2 separate regions of the Mus musculus genome follow, and region 2 is linked to region 1. The links are chromatin loops, found by intact Hi-C in ENCODE. Cell type or tissue: left cerebral cortex. All regions are shown on one strand. Each heading gives the region's core, and the rest is flanking DNA. Links, peaks and the distances in the headings are about the cores only. Region 1 holds the start of Madd (MAP-kinase activating death domain). Region 2 holds the start of Ddb2 (damage specific DNA binding protein 2).

The links. Hi-C counts contacts between places; a loop is a spot of excess contacts. Peaks named below come from ENCODE experiments on the same cell type or tissue, not always from the same donor. Only the 100,000 strongest peaks of a DNase experiment are listed, where the experiment ranks them.
Region 2: a loop joins it to region 1, with 3 times the contacts of the local background. A loop is called at or near these places in 3 of 42 quality-filtered maps.

What each region holds. Positions count from the first base shown.
Region 1 is chr2:91,178,021-91,183,390 of GRCm38, reverse strand. Madd (MAP-kinase activating death domain) reads left to right here and starts at 4,070. Exons shown (of 35, transcript NM_001177720.1): 1 at 4,070-4,212; 2 at 4,895-5,370. The coding sequence starts at 4,154. In left cerebral cortex, for the core only: no CTCF peak of the experiment used is centred there; DNase peaks (open chromatin) are centred at 2,182, 2,481, 3,072, 3,363 and 3 more places; H3K4me3 peaks cover 3,282 bases; H3K27ac peaks cover 2,453 bases.
Region 2 is chr2:91,234,492-91,239,861 of GRCm38, reverse strand. It overlaps Ddb2 (damage specific DNA binding protein 2), which reads left to right and starts at 2,796. Exons shown (of 10, transcript NM_028119.5): 1 at 2,796-3,172; 2 at 4,911-5,047. The coding sequence starts at 3,046. A330069E16Rik (RIKEN cDNA A330069E16 gene) reads right to left here and starts at 2,716. Exons shown (of 2, transcript NR_015464.1): 1 at 2,461-2,716; 2 at 1,505-2,140. In left cerebral cortex, for the core only: CTCF peaks have their summits at 2,266 (motif pointing right) and 4,246 (motif pointing right); DNase peaks (open chromatin) are centred at 2,045, 2,297 and 2,730; H3K4me3 peaks cover 1,620 bases; H3K27ac peaks cover 1,160 bases.

The DNA of each region.
Region 1 (5,370 bases), core at 217-5,216:
TACCTTGGTGTAGGTAATACCCTGGCAGCTGAGGCCTGAAGTGCCCCCCGCCATTCCGACTTGGTAGGTTCCACCGACAGACAAGTTGGCCTTCCTGCCTGGGCGGCTGGGCACATCCAAACAGCGTGCAGGGGGAGCCATGGGAGGTTAGGCTAAACTGTCAGAAAGTCTTAGGGGCAGTTTATCTTGACAAGCACTTTCATATTGATCACCATTTTCATCAAGAAGGACTCTATAACCAAGTCGAATTAAAAGCTATCTGAGCAACCAAAACAAAATGCGTTCCTGTGAGTCCTCCCCTTGACACCTACCTGGACTGGGCTGGCCCGGTGCTTCCCATCCCGTCCCCACTCCCACGACGAAAGGTGTGAGCGTCGCCGGGCTCCGCTCGGTGCAGCCCCGTCCCCCGCGCGGCGAATGGTACGGCCCCAGCCCCCTCCGCCGCCTCCTCCTCCCGCCTCGGGGCTGAGTGGTACGCGCCCCCCGGTGCAGACGCGGAACTGGCGCCCGCTCGCCGCGGCGCCCGGCTAGGAAGCGAGGAGCGCCCCGCCGCCGGCCGGGAGACGTCGGGTGGGCCTGGCAGCCTCCTCCGAGAGTAGGTAGCTGAGCGCCCGCGGTCGGGAGCCCCGTGTGGGGCTTTGAGGGGGAACGCGGAGCCTGAGAGGAAAAGCGGCTCCGGGAGGAGAGGGTCTCTGAGGCGGCCCTGGAGGAGCGAGCGAGCGCGAGGGGGCGTGGAGCCTGCTGAGAAAGTGAGGCGGGGGTCGGGCGGGGAGCCCGTGCGGCTGCGGGGCTGTGGGCCCGCGGGGCGGCTTCCCGGGTGGGGACGAGGAGCTGTCCAGCAGGTGAGGGGGCGGCCAGAGCTGTCCAGCCCCGGGCCCGAGGAAGGCACCGGCGCCTGGCGTGTGTGCGCGTGCGTGCGCACGCCTTATTTTTTTTTATTTTTTTTTTGACTAGCGTTTGGAGAACCACGTTTGGTTCTTTAAAATAGACATATATGTATTTACATTTCATCCTTCAGTATTGGCCTGCTGAAGACTAGGCACACCATCTCATCACTGGCTGCAACTGCTCCCTTTTCCAATCTCCCGCAGCTTAGTGTTTCGTGCTCACTCCTCCTTCCCCAGTCCTGACCATCGCTGGCTTCATTGCTCCAGTTCTTCCCCCATGCTGGACCAGTCTGCTGATGAGCTTGCAAGGTCACTGTCTGGGGAGGAGGAGGAAGGAGAGGAAGCCTCCGGTTGTGCTCACGTCAGCAAAGATGTCATACCGTCCTTGGGTCGGGTTCTTGTGGTTTTTACTATGAGATCCTGCCCCAAATGAGGGGCGGAATCCACAGGGTTGGTAGTATGGCCATTGTAGGCTGAAAATGCAGAGATTACCTAAAAGTCCGTGGTCTCTAGACGTGAGTGGTGATGTAGGATTATAGCAGAAAGGTGTGCATTTAGAGATTTGGACTACGATGGGACAAGAGCTCGGGGCTTTACATTAGTAAATAAGATTGAGGCAGGAGGTAGAGTCTGGGCCCTCTTGGTTGTGAAGACTGAATGAGTTAGAGGTGGTGGTAGAGGATTTAGAGTCTGTGGGGAAGGCAGAGAAGGACAGTGGTGATTATCTTTGTCGCCTGAGTATCTGAAGTCACTGGCTATTGATGGGATACGAATTGAGCCTAAAAATACATTCTGCCACTGCTAGCTAGGATAGTCCCAAGGTCTCGGGTTCTTGCAGCTCTGAAAGGAGAACTGTAGAATATGGCAATTGACTTGAATTTGGAGAGGGGCTTCATCTCGCTAACACTAGAGAGGTCCCTATAATTAATTTACTATTAAGAGAAAGCTTCAGCTCCCCTCTCTCAACCTCTCTCTCTCAACCCCCCCCCTCTCTCTCTCTCTCTCTCTCTCAATCTCTCTCTCTCTGTCTCTGTCTCTCTGAGATTTTAGTCAGGATGATGCTTCTGGTTTTCAATGTAAACCTGTTTTAAAGATCCAGCCTCTGGTCCTACAAATTCTGTTTTATGGTAAGGTGCTTTAATACAGAGGTGAATCTGGCTTGCTTATAGGTAGATATGTCCGTATAGAACCCAGTATGGCTTTTGCCTGTGTCCTATTTCATAGCTTCATTTCTCTTAGGAGGAAGGGAGCCCAGCTCTATAAGGGAGCTCCACTTTTGCAATATGTTCATGCAATATGTTCATGTAGTTGGGAGAACAAGAGGATTGTTTAGGATTATTAAGAGTGATGAACCCCAGAAATGACTGAATGTGTGGCATGCTCAGGAACTTGATGGTGAAGAACTATTTCTATTAAAAGCTGAACGTGGGATTAAAAAAAAAAAAAAAAACACGGACAGAAGCGGAGATAACCTGATTCTTAGTAGGTGCTGTCTTTGGAATCAGCATCTCCAGGGCTAGGGGGAATGAGATGCTATAGGCCATGGCTGGGTTTGGAGTAGCAGCTGCTAGCATGGTTTGGTCACCAAGCAGGGGAGGGGCTATGACTCTGCTATAAATAGTTCTGGGAGCCAGAGTCGCTATGGAGACAAAACTGAATCCTATTACCTATGGGTCCTCTATTGGGAGCAAGGGGGAAAGAGGGAACTGTGTTTTAAGGACACCAGAGGTACTGTAACTAGGTCTTGTTTGTGGGTCGAGGAGGAAACAAAATAAAAGAACTAATTATCTAAAGCAAGTAGTACCCACAACACAGGCACTATCTATGTCTGTAGTATGGGAGTCAAATGAAGTGCATGTTTACGTGTGTGGTGTGTGTGTGTGTGTGTGTGTGTGCATGTGTGTGTACAGTGAACAAAGTCTCAGGCCATAGAAGCAAAATCTTGGAGCCCTGGAAATGCCCTATACAGGAGTGAAACATTTTATTTAGAAGTCTATGAAAATCTAATAAAAATATAGATTCTTTGGAAAGTATAATTGTTATCGCCTCGCAGCCTTTTGGCTAAGATCAAGTGTGAAAGATATAATTGTTTCTTTTATGCACGCGTGTGCCTGAGCATGCATGTGTGCACTCTGTCAGTGTAGCACTGAGAAGAGCCACAGTTTACCGGGAACTAGCATCACAGGCCGTGATGAGCCACCCAGTGCCAGTATTCAGAGCTGAACCTAGGCTTTCTGGAAGAGTCATGAGTGCTTGTAACTGCTGGGCCATTTCTCTGGCCCCCAGGAAATAATTGATTTCGAATACATTTAGAAATTCCTTTAGACACTTCCCCTAAATTTGTAGAAACCCTGGTATTTTCCGTCCCTAATTCACAATCCCTACAAGATAGAGAAAGACCAGGCCTCCTGGGAATGCATTGTATTACTGACTCTGATCCAGAGACCCGAATAGTCGAGAGCTGTGGTTCAGCACCAAGGGCAGAGGAGGCAGCAGTAGCTGCTTGGCCCCCTTTCTATCTTGAAGTGGGAAAACTGGTTAGAGATGAGACAGTTGGGACATGGACTTTTCCATGTGAGATCACATGAACAGTATGCAGCTGTTGTTACTGTCTGAGTGCAATTAACTGGAAAGTCTGTGTGATAGTTACCCATCAGGCTGAATGCTACTCAATGAGACAGAATAATCAAGTTTCCATGTAGACGTAAAAGCCCAGGTTAGTGCTGTATAAAGAATCTGCTTTTATCTTGATTCCCCCCCCCCCCGCCCCGGAGTAGCCCTGAAAGTAATTTTTTGTTGTTGTTATAATTCTTCACTCTAGATTAGACTGAAACAGAGTCTCAGAAACTCGGCTGGAGATGAGCTAGCTATAGTCTGAGCTGTTATTTTTTCAGCTCCTCGTCTCCTTTTTGGGTGCTGAGGATTGGAACTAGGGCCCCATCCATTCTAGATAAGTCCTTGATCACTAAGCGATAGCCTCAACCCTATTCCGTTTGAAATTTGACTCTGGAAGCTCATAAACGTGGACAGCCAGCAGGGAAAGCAAGCGTCAGATTCTATCGTGAGTTCAGAAGTGGAAGCCTCTGACCTCCGCCCCTTGCTGAGATGAACCTGAGAAGGGTGAGTCCCTTAGGCGTAGCACTGGGTATTTATCAGTACTTTTCCCCCTATTGGATTTTCAGATTATATCAGAATTCCTCCTGGGAATGCTGGCTTCTTGCTCAGTGCCCTGAAGTTTCTCTGCAATGAACTGACAAATCGGAACCATGGTGCAAAAGAAGTTCTGCCCTCGGTTACTTGACTATCTCGTGATCGTAGGGGCGAGGTAACCAAGAAGACCAATAACTGTCTTGTTCTCTGTGGCAGCCACAATGTCTTGTTACTCCCAGACCTTATTTCCATGTTGCTTTGAATATCTTATTCTGTCCTATTGCTTTATGTTCTTGTTACATGTTTTGTGTTCCACTTTATGTATGCTATCTCTCATAAATAAATACATGCTGCCGGGCGTGGTGGCTCACGCCTTTAATCCCAGCACTCAGGAGGCAGAGGCAGGCAGATTTCTGAGTTTGAGGCCAGCCTGGTCTAAAGAGTGAGTTCCAGGACAGCCAGGGCTACACAGAGAAACCCTGTCTTGAAAAACCAAAATAAATAAATAAATAAACAAACAAATGCTGTTATTTTAACTCATACTTTATGGGTTTCGAGCAAATATATTCTTTATAGCCCGTTTTCATAGTCTGTCAAAAGGGGAAAGCACTCTGTACTTCTCTGTCTACCTAGATTCCTAAGGTAATCTTTTAGCTAAGGTGCTGATCATCTTGAGGTGCTAGTGATGATTTTCTTGTTGAAACTTTCAGGATAGTGTCTTCATGACAGTGTGGACTTCAGTCTGTCAGTTAAACTCTTTCCTAAAGTGCCTTTGAGCTTCATCTGTTGATTGTGGTTCAAGTGTGATAGCATGTTCCATGCTGTTGGGTTGCTGAGTGTGCCTTTATGTCCTTCAGGCACCCAAGCAGTGACAGTGTGGCTCAGACTCCTGAGCTGCTGCGGAGGTACCCACTAGAGGATCACCCAGAGTTCCCCCTGCCCCCAGATGTGGTGTTCTTCTGCCAGCCAGAAGGATGTCTGAGTGTGCGGCAGCGGCGGATGAGCCTTCGGGACGATACCTCTTTTGTCTTCACCCTAACCGATAAGGACACCGGAGTCACCCGCTATGGCATCTGTGTCAACTTCTACCGTTCCTTCCAAAAGCGAATGCCAAAGGAAAAGGTGGAAGGCGGAGCAGGACCCCGTGGGAAGGAAGGCGCTCACACCTCTGGTGCCTCAGAAGAGGCTGCCGCTGGGAGCTCAGAGAGTGGCTCAACCTTGCAGCCGCCTAGTGCTGACTCCACTCCTGACGTAAACCAGTCTCCTCGGGGCAAACGTAGGGCAAAAGCGGGCAGCCGCTCCCGCAACAGTACCCTGACATCCCTGTGTGTGC
Region 2 (5,370 bases), core at 310-5,309, 56 kb before region 1:
GAGGCTTTGCTATGAACTGGAGACTTTCAGGAAATAGGTATAATCCTATGAAACATACTACTCTCAAATATACTACTTTGGTATGATTGTTAATTTGGGGCTGAGGGTACTTTAAAAAACAGTAAGAAAGCTTCTAATCACACACACACACACACACACACACACACACACCACACACACCACACACACACACACCACACACACACACACACCACACACACACACCACACACACATACACACACACCACACACACACACCACACACACCACACACACACACACACACACACTCACTCATCTAAAACCAAACGACAATATTTCTTACGAAAAATATCGCTCCTTGAACCAAAAGCTGGCATTCTCTTTGGTTTGCTTGTTGTTATGTTTGCTTTTGGGTTTTACTATTATTTACTTGTTTGCTTGGTTTGAGACAGGGACGCACTGTGTAGCTTAAACTGGTCTGGAACTCACAGTGCTGCCCAGGCTAGACTCAGACTCAAAACATTTTTCTGTTTTAACTTGGGTGGGATTGCAAGTATAAGCCACCACGTCTGATTAAGAGAATACCAGTATAGACAGTGGTGTCTCACACCTTTGATCCCAGCACTCAGGAGGCAGAGGCAGGTGGATCTCTGTGGAGGCCAGCCTGACTACAGACTGAGTTCTAGACCACCCAGGGCTATTGGTGATATGCTCTCTCAAGCAACAACAAAAAAGACACATGAAGCACACCAAAACAAAGTGTAAAAATAAAATAGATGACCATTCTGATCATTACAGGCTAACAAAACCCCGAAGTGGACCTATACAAACTCAAGTGATTTATTTTCCCTCATAATCTTCCTAGTTAATATCTTACAACTTTTTTAGGATTCTTTTTTGTTGTTGTTGTTGTTGTTTTGTTTGTTTGTTTTTCGAGACAGGGTTTCTCTGTGTAGCCCTGGCTGTCCTGGAACTCACTCTGTAGACCAGGCTGGCCTTGAACTCAGAAATCCGCCTGCCTCTGCCTCCCAAGTGCTGAGATTAAAGGCATGCGCCACCACTGCTGGGTTTACTTATTTCTTTGTTTTGTTTTCCCAGGGTTTCTCTGCAGCCTTGGCTATTTATTTACTTATTTAGGTTTTCCAGACAGTGTTTCTCTGTAGCCTTTGCTGTCCTGGAACTAGCGCTGCAGACTAGACCTACTTCTGCCTCCTAAGTGCTGGAATTAAAGGCATATTCCACCACTGACCAGCTTGTAATTTTTTTTTTTTTACTTATGTGTATACATGTTTCTTTATGTGCTTATGTGTATATATGGCTGCATCTGCCTGCAGAGTCCAGAAAAGGGTGTCTGGTCTTCTGGAGCTGGAGTTACATATAGGTATTTGTGAGCCACCTGCCTGGGTACTGGGAACAGAATTCAGGTCCTCTGAAAAAGCAGCAAGCTCTCTTAGCCATTAAACCATCTCTCCAGCCACTAAGCTACAATTCTTAATTTAAGCACATCTTAGGACATCCCCATTATTGGTGCTGGGTTCAGCTTTTTATTTTCTTCTAGAGCATCATTTTAATTTAAAATAAAATTAAACTACATTAAAACATATAAATTTTACATATGTTTATGTAAGTATCATCTTCATAAGGAATACATTACTTTTGACACACACATATTGTATTCTTTAAATTGGGTTAGGCACATCTTCTCAGATATCGTTTGTGGTGAAAACATTCAAAACCTTTCTACCTTTAGAAAATATACAGCAAACCCATTGTCTGCTGTCACCTTGCTGTGCAATAGCATGCCAGATTTTCTCACTCTTTTTCTTTTTTAAAGATTTATTTATTATTATAAATAATTACACTGTAGCTGTCTTCAGACACTCCAGAAGAGGGAGTCAGATCTCATTACAGATGGTTGTGAGCCACCATGTCGTTGCTGAGATGTGAACTCAGGACCTTTGGAAAAGCAGTCAGTGCTCTTAACCGCTGAGCCATCGCTCCAGCCCCAGATTTTCTCACTCTTATCTGATCCTTACAAGATATCAGTGTAGTCCAGGCAAACTCTTCATGCCTCAGCCTCCTCAGTGTTGGGAATTACACAGAGCCTGCCACCATAGATACAGCTCTTTTCTATAGTATGAGGTAAAATACATTCATCTGTAAAGCGAGAGGAAAGAATCAAATGCTAAGGCTGTGATTGGGTAATCAGAGGCACTTTTTTTTTTTTTTTAAGATTTATTTATTTAATACACTGTCATTTCAGAAACACCAGAAGAGGGCATCAGATCCCAATACAGATGGTTGTGAGCCACCTTGTGGTTGCTGGGAATTGAACTCAGGACCTCTGGAAGAGCAGTCAGTGCTCTTAACCACTGAGCCATCTCTCCAGCCCTAGAGACACCTATTATTAATGGGGGAAATGAGAAATATTTAGCCACACTTGAATCTTTGCTCTTTTTAAGACATAAACTACCTACTTTTATCTGTCTCTGTCTCTCTCTCTCTCTCTTTGTTGTTCTTCGAGACAGGGTTTCTCTGCGTAGGTCACCGGATTGCTGGAACGTGTACACCAGGCTGGCCTGAAACGCCGCCTGGCTCCGCCTCCAGCATGCAGGGTTTACGGCCAGCGCTCCCTCCTCAGGTTCAAATAATCGGCTTTCTTCAGATCCAGCACAAGCCAAGGCCCAGCTCCTAGGGAGTTAAAATAAAAAACCCTCCCTGTGAGCTGCACACGTTACTCCGGAAGAGGAGGAGCGGCCGGGGGCGGGCCGTGCCCGAGGGGTTGGGGCAGTCCGGGGCAGTTCCGGGGGCAAGACAGCCCCCTACTGTGGCAATCCCGAGGGGGCGGGGCAGTTCCAAGGGGCGGGACAGCCCTGAGGGGACGGGGCGGGGCTAAAAGTAAAGCAGCCCGGAGGAGCGTTTGGCGCGAAGGTGTCTTAGCTGCGCTACCTGCGACGGCGCTGCCTCATACGTAGTCCCTTCCTGTTTTCTCCACGGAGGCTTTTCCACTCCTTGCTTCGTTATTTTGCCACAGAGCTTGATATCTCTTCACCGAGTACGTCATGGCTCCCAAGAAATGCCCAGAAACCCAGAAGTCCCCCGACGTTGCGGTGCTCCTCAGGAGCAAAAGTCGCAGAGGTCCTCAGGAGCTGGAGCCCGAAGCCAAGAAGCTGCGTGTGCAGGGTCCCGGTACGGCCTGTGCTGCTGCCTTAGCTTTCCGGGGGTTCAGGGTGCTCGCGCCAGAGGCTGAAGCTGGGGTGGTGGGTGCTTGTGCCTGGGCTTCTGAAGCAGTTCTTGGCTTCTGTCGCCTCAGGCTGTGATTTTATTTGGGAGATCGAGGGTTCGAACCCAGGCCTCCAGTTCTCTCAGCAAGTGGGCTGCCACTGAGCCACACGCTGCCGACTGGTTTTATTGGCCAGTTCATTGACAGCAGAGAGTTTTAAGTTGAACAGCCCCCCCACCTCTACCCCAGGTGACAGAAAGAGTCAGATGAGTGCCATCACCGTAAAAGCCACAGTCCCCACTTTCCTTGTTCCAGAAGTTTTACACATCTACTGTTTCAAAGTAATCCTCCCTTTCATAGCCTCTCGGTTATGTTAGCTCTGAGAGTCTGAAATTCCCTCCCTCCTTTCTTCAGAAAGCGCATTCTCAGAGGTTTACCAGGACTTGAACCTGGGGCTATAAGGAATGTGATAAATTGATAAGAGTGGTTTTAGCCATGAAAAGAAAGGAAAGTTGTCAAGAGAAAAAAAGGACTTATAGATTGGGTCCACCAGAAGGGCTTGGTAATTCAGAGTTGTTTTATTTATTTGTTTGTTTGTTTATTTATTTATTTATTTATTTAGTTTTTCGAGACAGGGTTTTTCTGTGTAGCCCTGGCTGTCCTCAGAACTCAGAAATCCGCCTGCCTCTGTCTCCCAAGTGCTGGGAATAAAGGCGTGTGCCACCATTCCCGGCTTATTTTTATTATACTCTGATTTACCTCTCTTCCTTGAAGCCACCTAATCAATTTGGAACTTTTCTAAACCTTACTGCATTCTTCTGGTTTCCACTCAAGTAATGGTTGCTCATGACATTATTTAGTATTTCTTTAAATACAGAGTCTTGCTCTATAGCCCAGGCTGGCCTCCAATCCAAGTATGCTGCAGCTTCTGAGTGCTAGGATTACAGTTATACACCACTGTATTTGGATAGCTCTTATTTTATTTTTTTAAGATTTATTTTATTTAATGTATGAGTCCACTGTAGCTGTCTTCAGATACACCAGAAGAGGGCATCGGATCCCATTTCCGATGGTTGTGAGCCACCATGTAGTTGCTGGAAATTGAACTCAGGACCTCTGGAAGAGCAGTTAGTGCTCTTAACCACAGCTGAGCCATCTCACCAGCCCTGATGTTATTTTGTGATCTTTAAGATTGTCCCTCAAAAAAAAAAAAAAAAAAAAAAAACAAACGGGCGTGGTGGCACACGCCTTTAATCCCAGCACTCGGGAGGCAGAGGCAGGCGAATTTCTGAGTTCGAGGCCAGCCTGGTCTACAAAGTGAGTTCCAGGACAGCCAGGGCTACACAGAGAAACCCTATCTTGAAAAATAAAAACAAACAAACAACCAAAAACAACAACAACAACAAAAAAGATTGTCCCTCAACTCCTACTTATTTGTGATCCCACACAAGAAAAGTCTTCAGTGTCCACAATTGTGTATCTCTCTGGCAAAGCTCTAAGGAACCCTGTGAGGTTATATTTAGTTTCACTTCAGAATTTCTGTTTGGAGGAGTGTTTTGGAAAAGGGTTTTTTATTTCTCTCTTGGGTTGAGTGAGACTCAACTGCAGAGAAAGGCTTTTAAGGAGATGATGAGACAAAGGGTTTTCAGGGGGAACCTTTCCTGAGATTTGGGAGAGGAAAATGTTTGTATTCTTCTTTGGTAGTTTCTAGCAGGACATGTGAGTCGTGCTGCCTTCTGGCAGAGTTGTCCAGCCTGCAGATCCCTTCACGGAGTAGCAGCATTGTCAGGGATCTTTACCAGCATAAGTTGGGCAAAGCCACCTGGTCATCACTACAGCAGGTGAGATGTTTCCTGTCTGACGTGCTCAAAGGTCACATAGCTTTTCAACTATTGCTCTTTCTCACTAGATGATAAATTGGTTCAGGATCATCAGGTCACCCCCAGGTATGATGATTGACCTACTGTACACTGAGTCAAAGAGAAAAGGTTTTACTCTGTAGACTTCTAGCCACAACATGCGTTCTCCCTCTTGCTTTCCAGGATTAGTTCACTTACATTGCAGATAGTTGATGCACAAGGCCAGTGAAGACTTATTGCCTGTATATAAAGGGGCCAGACATTGACAGTTTATCCAGGACTTGCGTTTAATTTTTATTTATGTT